Linked DNA regions of Homo sapiens: region 2 is linked to region 1. A link is a contact called in ENCODE Hi-C data. All regions are on one chromosome and are shown on one strand. Each heading gives the region's core, a stretch centred on a gene start or an enhancer-like site at or near the end of the contact. The rest is flanking DNA. Distances are from core to core; before and after follow the strand shown. Region 1 holds the start of ZNF45-AS1 (ZNF45 antisense RNA 1). Region 2 has its middle 3.5 kb from the start of KCNN4.

Evidence for each region. Hi-C counts contacts between places; a loop is a spot of excess contacts on that map. Pooled maps may share reads with other maps.
Region 2: a pooled map shows a loop between it and region 1 (2.2-fold over the local background). The contact joins the enhancer-like site here to the promoter of ZNF45-AS1 in region 1. A Hi-C loop is called at or near these places in 1 of 50 pooled maps.

Annotation. Positions count from the first base shown.
Region 1 is chr19:43,900,030-43,903,416 of GRCh38, forward strand. ZNF45-AS1 (ZNF45 antisense RNA 1) reads left to right here and starts at 1,837. Exons shown (of 3, transcript NR_184050.1): 1 at 1,837-2,115. It overlaps LOC100505715 (a long non-coding RNA gene), which reads right to left and starts at 1,774. Exons shown (of 3, transcript NR_038334.1): 1 at 1,008-1,774; 2 at 839-925. RefSeq lists an enhancer at 1,708-1,777.
Region 2 is chr19:43,782,802-43,786,188 of GRCh38, forward strand. No RefSeq gene overlaps it. Among named protein-coding and RNA genes, the nearest start is that of KCNN4, 3.5 kb to the left of the region's middle. RefSeq lists cis regulatory regions at 1-404, 2,405-2,852, enhancers at 101-270, 1,616-1,910, 1,898-2,399, 2,400-2,899 and a silencer at 1,616-1,910. Within about 2 kb of position 1,515, at least 18 of the 41 ENCODE cell types and tissues checked have a DNase peak (open chromatin) inside an H3K27ac peak, as active enhancers do.

The sequences.
Region 1 (3,387 bases), core at 587-3,086:
ACTTTATTTTCATCAGTTCCCATTACCTGAACCCACCCTATGATTCGTTTGCCTGTAGAAATGTATGTCAATGTAAATCGGAGACTCTGATATTTCGTATGCATTACTGGTAGTCTCAAAGCTGCTTCCTATTATACATTCCTGATAGATGGGTTTATTTTACTTCTGAATCTATCCTCCTAATCACAGTGTCCTACAAGCAGCTGTTAAGACATCGTGTTCCATTTAATGTCACTTTGCATTTAACATCATTAGAATAAAAACTCTAAGGTATAAGATCCATTTTCTTTCACTGAGTTCTCACAGTTCGATCATATCCTGACAATGCTGCTATAGCCAGAAAGATGCCTCTTCCCTGTGAACTCCCAAGACAGGTCATCTGAATTTCTCTAGTGGCCTTTCACATCAACTATCTTTCTTATCCCTATTCCGATTTCATTTTCCTTACTGGATACCAAGTCATTTGAGGATAGCAACTATATCTTTTTGTCATTGTATCCTAACAAGTACAAGCACATGGTAAATATCTGATATTTGACTCAAATTTTGAAACTAGGGTTTATCCTCAGGGAATGGCTATAAAAGGAAGCAAAGATCTCTGCAAAATGGTGTTCATTATAGACTAGTTTTTAGTCAACAATTAGAAACATAATAGCTCGCAGTAGGCAAAAGGTTAAATAAATTATGAAGAGAAGGGCTTAAGGGCCTTGAAAGGAGGCTGTAATGGCATATTCACAGATACGTCACTGTTAGGCAGGACATTTCCAAAGAGAAGAAAGGGTCTCATGTCTTTAAAATTAAAGAGCATCTTACAAGTAATGAGGAAATATAAACTCACCTGGACTTTAGCTTTCAGATGTGTAGCAAAAATTCTTTCCTCTTTCAGGATCTTTTTTTTTTTTTTTTTTTTAACAGAAGGGTAGCACTGGAAAAGAGAAGGCAATCATGAGACAGCTGGGGTTTCTTGGATAGCACAGTAACTTAGAAAATACCCTCAATGATCATACCTGCTCACCTACTTCACCGAGCACAACCAGATGGGAGTAGGAGAGAAACTGGAACAGTGTTGACCTTCCCAATACAAGAGAGGCCAAGATCAGTGATGCCTAGGGTGGAATCTGTCTCTAATTCACAGCAGGTTCCTGGGGCTGGAGCTTTAGAAATGCTATGGTTACAAACATAGAGCTGGCTCCTCGGCGCTTCCAAGGGGGAAATATCCAGGAGGGATGCCTATTCCTGAGAACTCTTTATCGAGTCTTCTCAGAGCCTGCCTTGAGGCCGCAACCAATTTCAAAAATCTCGTCTCAAGATCAAGTCTGTGTTTTCTTGCTGGGATCCTTCACGCCTCCATGAATCTGGCTTCTCTCTTTTACCTGCTGCACATCCCAAGTGTCTGTGAGGCGATAGGGCTGAGGAATCTGCAGAGCCTAGAGCCTGGAGTCACAGTGACAATTCACACAGGTACACAACACTGTTCATTTGTCTAACGCACACACACGTACACAACCCTGTTCATTCATCTCACACACACACACACACACACACACACACACAGTCTCTCACAGGCACACAGAAACTCCTCCTCTGCTGCTCAAGCAGACAGGCCTGAAATTCTACTGAAACTCCAGGGATGACACGCCCCGTTCACGCCCTGGGTCTTCTGGTCTTCAGCGCCTCTCATCCTCACCGCCGGTTCCATTCCAACCAGGGACTGTGGAAGCCTCCGCTGATTTCTGTGGAGACGATCTACTCACCACGTAGGGGCTACAGCAGCTCGGACACCGGAAAAAGATCTAGAGCTCGAGGGTGACCCTAGCGCGGTGACTTCTGGGAAATGTAGTCCACCCGGAATAACCATGTCCACGGCGCCCGCCATTCTGTAGCCTATGCTCGGAGGGCACATGAGCAAGAGCTTGACCATCTGTACCGTTGGTTGACTTGCTCTATTAAGGGCTATGATTTCAGGTCGTCCTGCGTGTTTAGAGGAGGCGAGTGGAATCTTGAGTCTCGGCTGGAGAAGGCAGAGCACGGGCATGCAGACCTCAAAGCCTCAAACCTGCGTGTGAGAGGAGAAGTTGGCGAGCTCCAGCGTATGGTCCACGGTTGGTATTCTAGGTGCGAGCTGAGGACAGGGGCTTTTGTTTTTCGCGCTCCCAGGTAGCGCCAGCACCTATAGTAGCTCCAGGAGCACAGAAGGCGTTAAGTGTGCATTGGTTTTAGAGAAAGAATGCCTGTGCGTTTTGTGTTTTCACTCTGTGACATTGTGAAATTCATTGTGTGAGAACATGGATGGGGTTGTATTCCGGATTATGGTTTGTTTCTAAGTGTGTTACTTTGGACATGAAATGGTTTGTTTCAGATTTTGAGATTATGTAAATTTTTTAAGCCCTCTCCCTTCACTCCTACTCCCACTCTGAAATTTCTCATGCCCAATTGCCATTCTCTCACTTAAAATACGAGTCTGGCTGATTTGTCCAAGGTAAATACTACTATGGCCTACTTATCCATTAGGCTGAATGGGCAAAGTACCGAGAGCCCACAGAAATGTTTTCTTTCAAAATAAGAAAATGAATTTTAAGGTCAAAGAAACTTAATATCGTAGTCTACTGGCGAGTGTATAAATTGATATAATCACTTGGGAAAACTATTTGGCAAGATCTATTGAATTTGAATATATGCATTTGCTATAACCTAGCAGTTCCATTCTTACCTTTAACCCAAATGTAAGTGTATACATATTCACCAAAATACATGAATGGGGATGTTTGTGGCATTGCCATTTTTATTGGAATTGCACTCAATATATGGGTACTTTTCAGGAAAATTGGTATTTTAAACATTGTGAAAAGGCTGGGCGTGGTGGCTCATGCCTGTAATCCCAGCACTTTGGGGGGCTGAGGTGGGTGGATCACTTGAGGTCAGGAGGTCGAGACCAGCCTGGCCAACATGGCAAAACCCCGTCTCTAGTAAAAATACAAAAATTAGCCAGGTGTGGGGGCCCGTGCCTGTAGTCCCAGCTACTTGGGAGGCCGAGGCAGGAGAATCGCTTGAATCCAGGAGGTGGAGGTTGCAGTGAGCCGAGATCGTGCCACTGCACTCCAGCCTGGGAGAAAGTGTGAGATTCTGTCTCCCCCTACAAAAAAAGAAAAAGAAAATTGAGAAGGGACCTCCAGGAAGATGGAATAGATGTACTTTTTTCTATTTGTCCAGCTAAGTACAATAAAAACCCTGGGCATTAGTTATAAAAAAAGAGAAAAAGAACACTGAGTGGTAGAGAAAAGGTAGACTGGTGCTGAGTTCCCTTGATTTTCTTTGTGCCTCCTTTGTGCCAGACTTAAAGCCAAAGAAGCTAGCAGTCCCAATACACCAATGGGCACAGACAAAAAA
Region 2 (3,387 bases), core at 265-2,764, 120 kb before region 1:
TCACCTCCCAGCATCATGCACTGAACTGGTGACACTGCCCTTGGCCTCATGCACACCCCTCTGCAAGGAACCTGCGGACACAACCCTCCCCCTCCTTGTGTCCTAGGTCGTGTGGGACCCTGGACCCACCAGCCCCAGGGAAGCGAGACACGCACAGACATGTCTGACTGCACACCAAGGCAGCCCACACAAACACACCCAGAGACACCAAACCATACACATGGACACGCCCAGTGGCAAAAACACAACCCTTGCGGGGGCTCCGCCCCTCGGCACACACAATTACCCACTCGGCGAGACTTGGCGGGAGAGGGCTGGAGACACACCCGGGCGCGCCCAGACACCACACATGCGTCCACTTGGGGAAAGTGCAGCCGCCGGGCACTCCTGAGCCTGCAGCCTGGGCACCCCTGCCCACTGGCCGCCCGGCTCGCTGCGTCTCTCTCCTCCCTCTCCGGCTCTTTCTCTGGTTCTTTGGGACTTGCTTCCTGTCTCAGTCTCTCCTGATCTGGAAACCTCCGCGTTTGTCTTTTTTTTTTTTTTTTTTTTTTTTGAGATAGAGTCTTGCTCTGTCTCCCATGGCTGGAGTGCAGTGGCACGATCTCGGCTCACTGCAACCTCCACCTCCCAGGTTCAAGCAATTCTCCTACCTCAACCTCCCGAGTAGCTGATATTACAGGTGTGCACCACCACACCCAGCTAATTTTCGTATTTTTAGTAGAGACGAGGTTTCACCATGTTGGCCAGGCTGGTCGTGAACTTCTGACCTCAGGTGATCCACCCGCCTCGGCCTCCCAAAGTTCTGGGATTACAGGCGTAAGCCACCGTGCCTGGCCAGGTTTGTCTTTATCTCTGTCTCTGTTCTTCTCTCCTGGTACCTTTGTCTCTCTCTGTCTCTCTTCACTCTGTCTCTCTGTCTCTGCCTCTCTTAGCCTCTCTGTGTCTCTCTCATCGCTCTGTCCCTTTCTCCATCTTCGTGTCCCTCTCTGCTCCTCTGTTTCCTTCTTTCCCCGTCACTGTCTCTCTGTCATGTCTCTCTCTGTGTTCATCATTGCCTGTGTCTCTGTCATCGTGTCTCACTCTGTCTCCATCTCTCCGTCTCTAGGGCCCTCTGTTTTTGTCTGTCTCTTGCTGAATCGGTGTTTCTCTCCGTCTCTGTTTCACTCTCTCCCTGCCTCCTGGTCTCCTCTTGGGTCTCTCTCTCTCTCTCCGGGCCTCTCTATGCTTGTCTCTGCCTCAGTTTCTCTCTGCTGTTCACTGGCACATCTACGGACAGCCTGGTTCCTTCCGGTTCTACCCCAGTCCCACTCAGGGGTTGAGGGCCAGTGATCCAGAGACTGTGGCCACCCAAGGGTCAGAAGCCACTAAATAGCGCTCCAGCTGCGGCCATGCCATGGCATCTGTGCCCCAGTTCAGGCACTTGTGAAAAACGGAGACAGAGACTGACACAGAGGGAGAGAGAGATAATCAGAGAGACCTCGAGGCATTCAGCCAGGGATGGTGGGGGCATGTATTAAAAAAAATCAAAGAGACCCACAGGTGCAGAGAAACCGGAAAACACAATCAAGACACGGAAGTTAGAGCACAGAGAAATTTTGTCTCCAAATAGGCCATGACTGAAAGAGAAAAACAGCAAAGGATGGGCATGGACATGCCTGGGTGGCAGTGATGGGGTTACAGTGGGAAGGGCACCTGCCTTCAAACTGCAGTCCTGGGATGCAGGGGTCAGTCCTAGGAAACTGCTTCACTCCTCAGCCAGCTGCCTCCAGCCCAGGGAGGGGCCAAGGGGGGAGGGCGAGGTGACTCAGGGCCTCAGGGCTTCTTGTGACTCACCCTTGGTCTCAATCCTAGAATGGGGAGTGGAGGGAGAGAGGGGTTTGTGTAAAAGAGAGGGAGAGGGAATAGTAGAGGACCTCAAAATGCCTAAGAGGAAGGGTCCAGGAGGAAGAAGCTGGGGGTCTGGACTCCTGGTTCTGAGGGAGGAGGGGGTCTGAGGGAGGAGGGGCTGGGGTCTGGACTCCTGGGTCTGAGGAAGGAGGGGATGGGGTCTGGACTGCTGGTCTGAGAGAGGAGGGGCAGGGGGTCTGGACTCCTGGTTCTGAGGGAGGAGGGGGGCTGGGGTCTAGACTGCTGGTCTGAGAGAGGAGGGGCTGGATCTGGACTCCTAGGTCTGAGGGAGGAGGGGCTGAGGCCTGGACTCCTGGGTCTGAAGGAGGAGGATCTGGGGTCTGGACTCCTGAGTCTGAGGGAGGAGGGCTGGGGCCTGGACTGCTGGTCTGAGGGAGGAGGTGCTGGGGTCTGGACCCCTGGGTCTGAGGGAGGAGGGGCTGGGTCTCATACACTGGAAGAACTGATTCCAGAGTCTCCAGGATTTTTCCTTGGCCTTGTCCCAGCTGCACCACCTCTGTCGCAGCCCCATCTCCGGGCCTGGAAAGAACCCAGGTGCCTCGGGGCCCAGCAGGAAGGGGCCAGGGACAAAGAGTTGTTTAACTGGGCAGGCTGGTGAAGGAGAGTGAAGAGGGTGTCTCAGGCGGAAAGGTCATTCATCGCCCAAGGCTTGTGCAGGGAAAGGCAGGGCTGAGCCCCGAGGAAGAGATCCTGAAAGTCAGAGGTCAGTGGCGGCAAATCCTCCACCGCCATCTCTGGGACCTTGGAGCCTGGAAGCTCCAGGGCTTATAAATACTGTCACCTAGTGTTCACTTAGGCAACTGCAGACACTCTCCCTGTCCAGCCTGGTTTCTTGCCAACATAGAGCAAAACACCTACTGAGTGCCAGGCACTGCTCAAGGAGTTGGCGATATGTAATGAACAAAAATGGACAAAATTCTTGCTCTTGTGGAGTTTCCAGGCTAAAGGAGGGAGACCTCGTGATTCCATCAATCTCAGTCTCTTCTTTGCTCTCAGTCTTCATTTTTCTCTCTGTATATCATTGTCCTTGTTTTTTCTTTCTTTCTCTTTTTCTTTCTTTCTTCTTTCTCTCTCTCTTTCTTTTTTCTTTTCTTTCTTTCTTTCTTCTCTCTCTCTCTTTTTAATTAAAAAACATTTTTTTGGTCATAAAATCAGTTCCCACTATGTTGCCAGGCTGGTCGCGAACTCCTGGTCTCAAGCCATCCTCCTGCCTCGTCCTCCTAAGGTGCTGGAATTACAAGTGTGAGCCACTGCGCCTTGTCTTGCTTCTCTGTTTCTATCTCCTGGTCTTAGTCTCCAAGTGCATGCTTTTCTCCTTTCTCCTTTTTTCTTCATTTCTGCTTTTATTTTCTTCTTTGTATCTCTGTGTTCCCCGCCAGTTAAAAATGTATGTATATTATGTTATTACACAGAGACATACACCCACACTCTATATATAGTATATGCAGATATGTAGTATAGTATATGGCATAGTATACA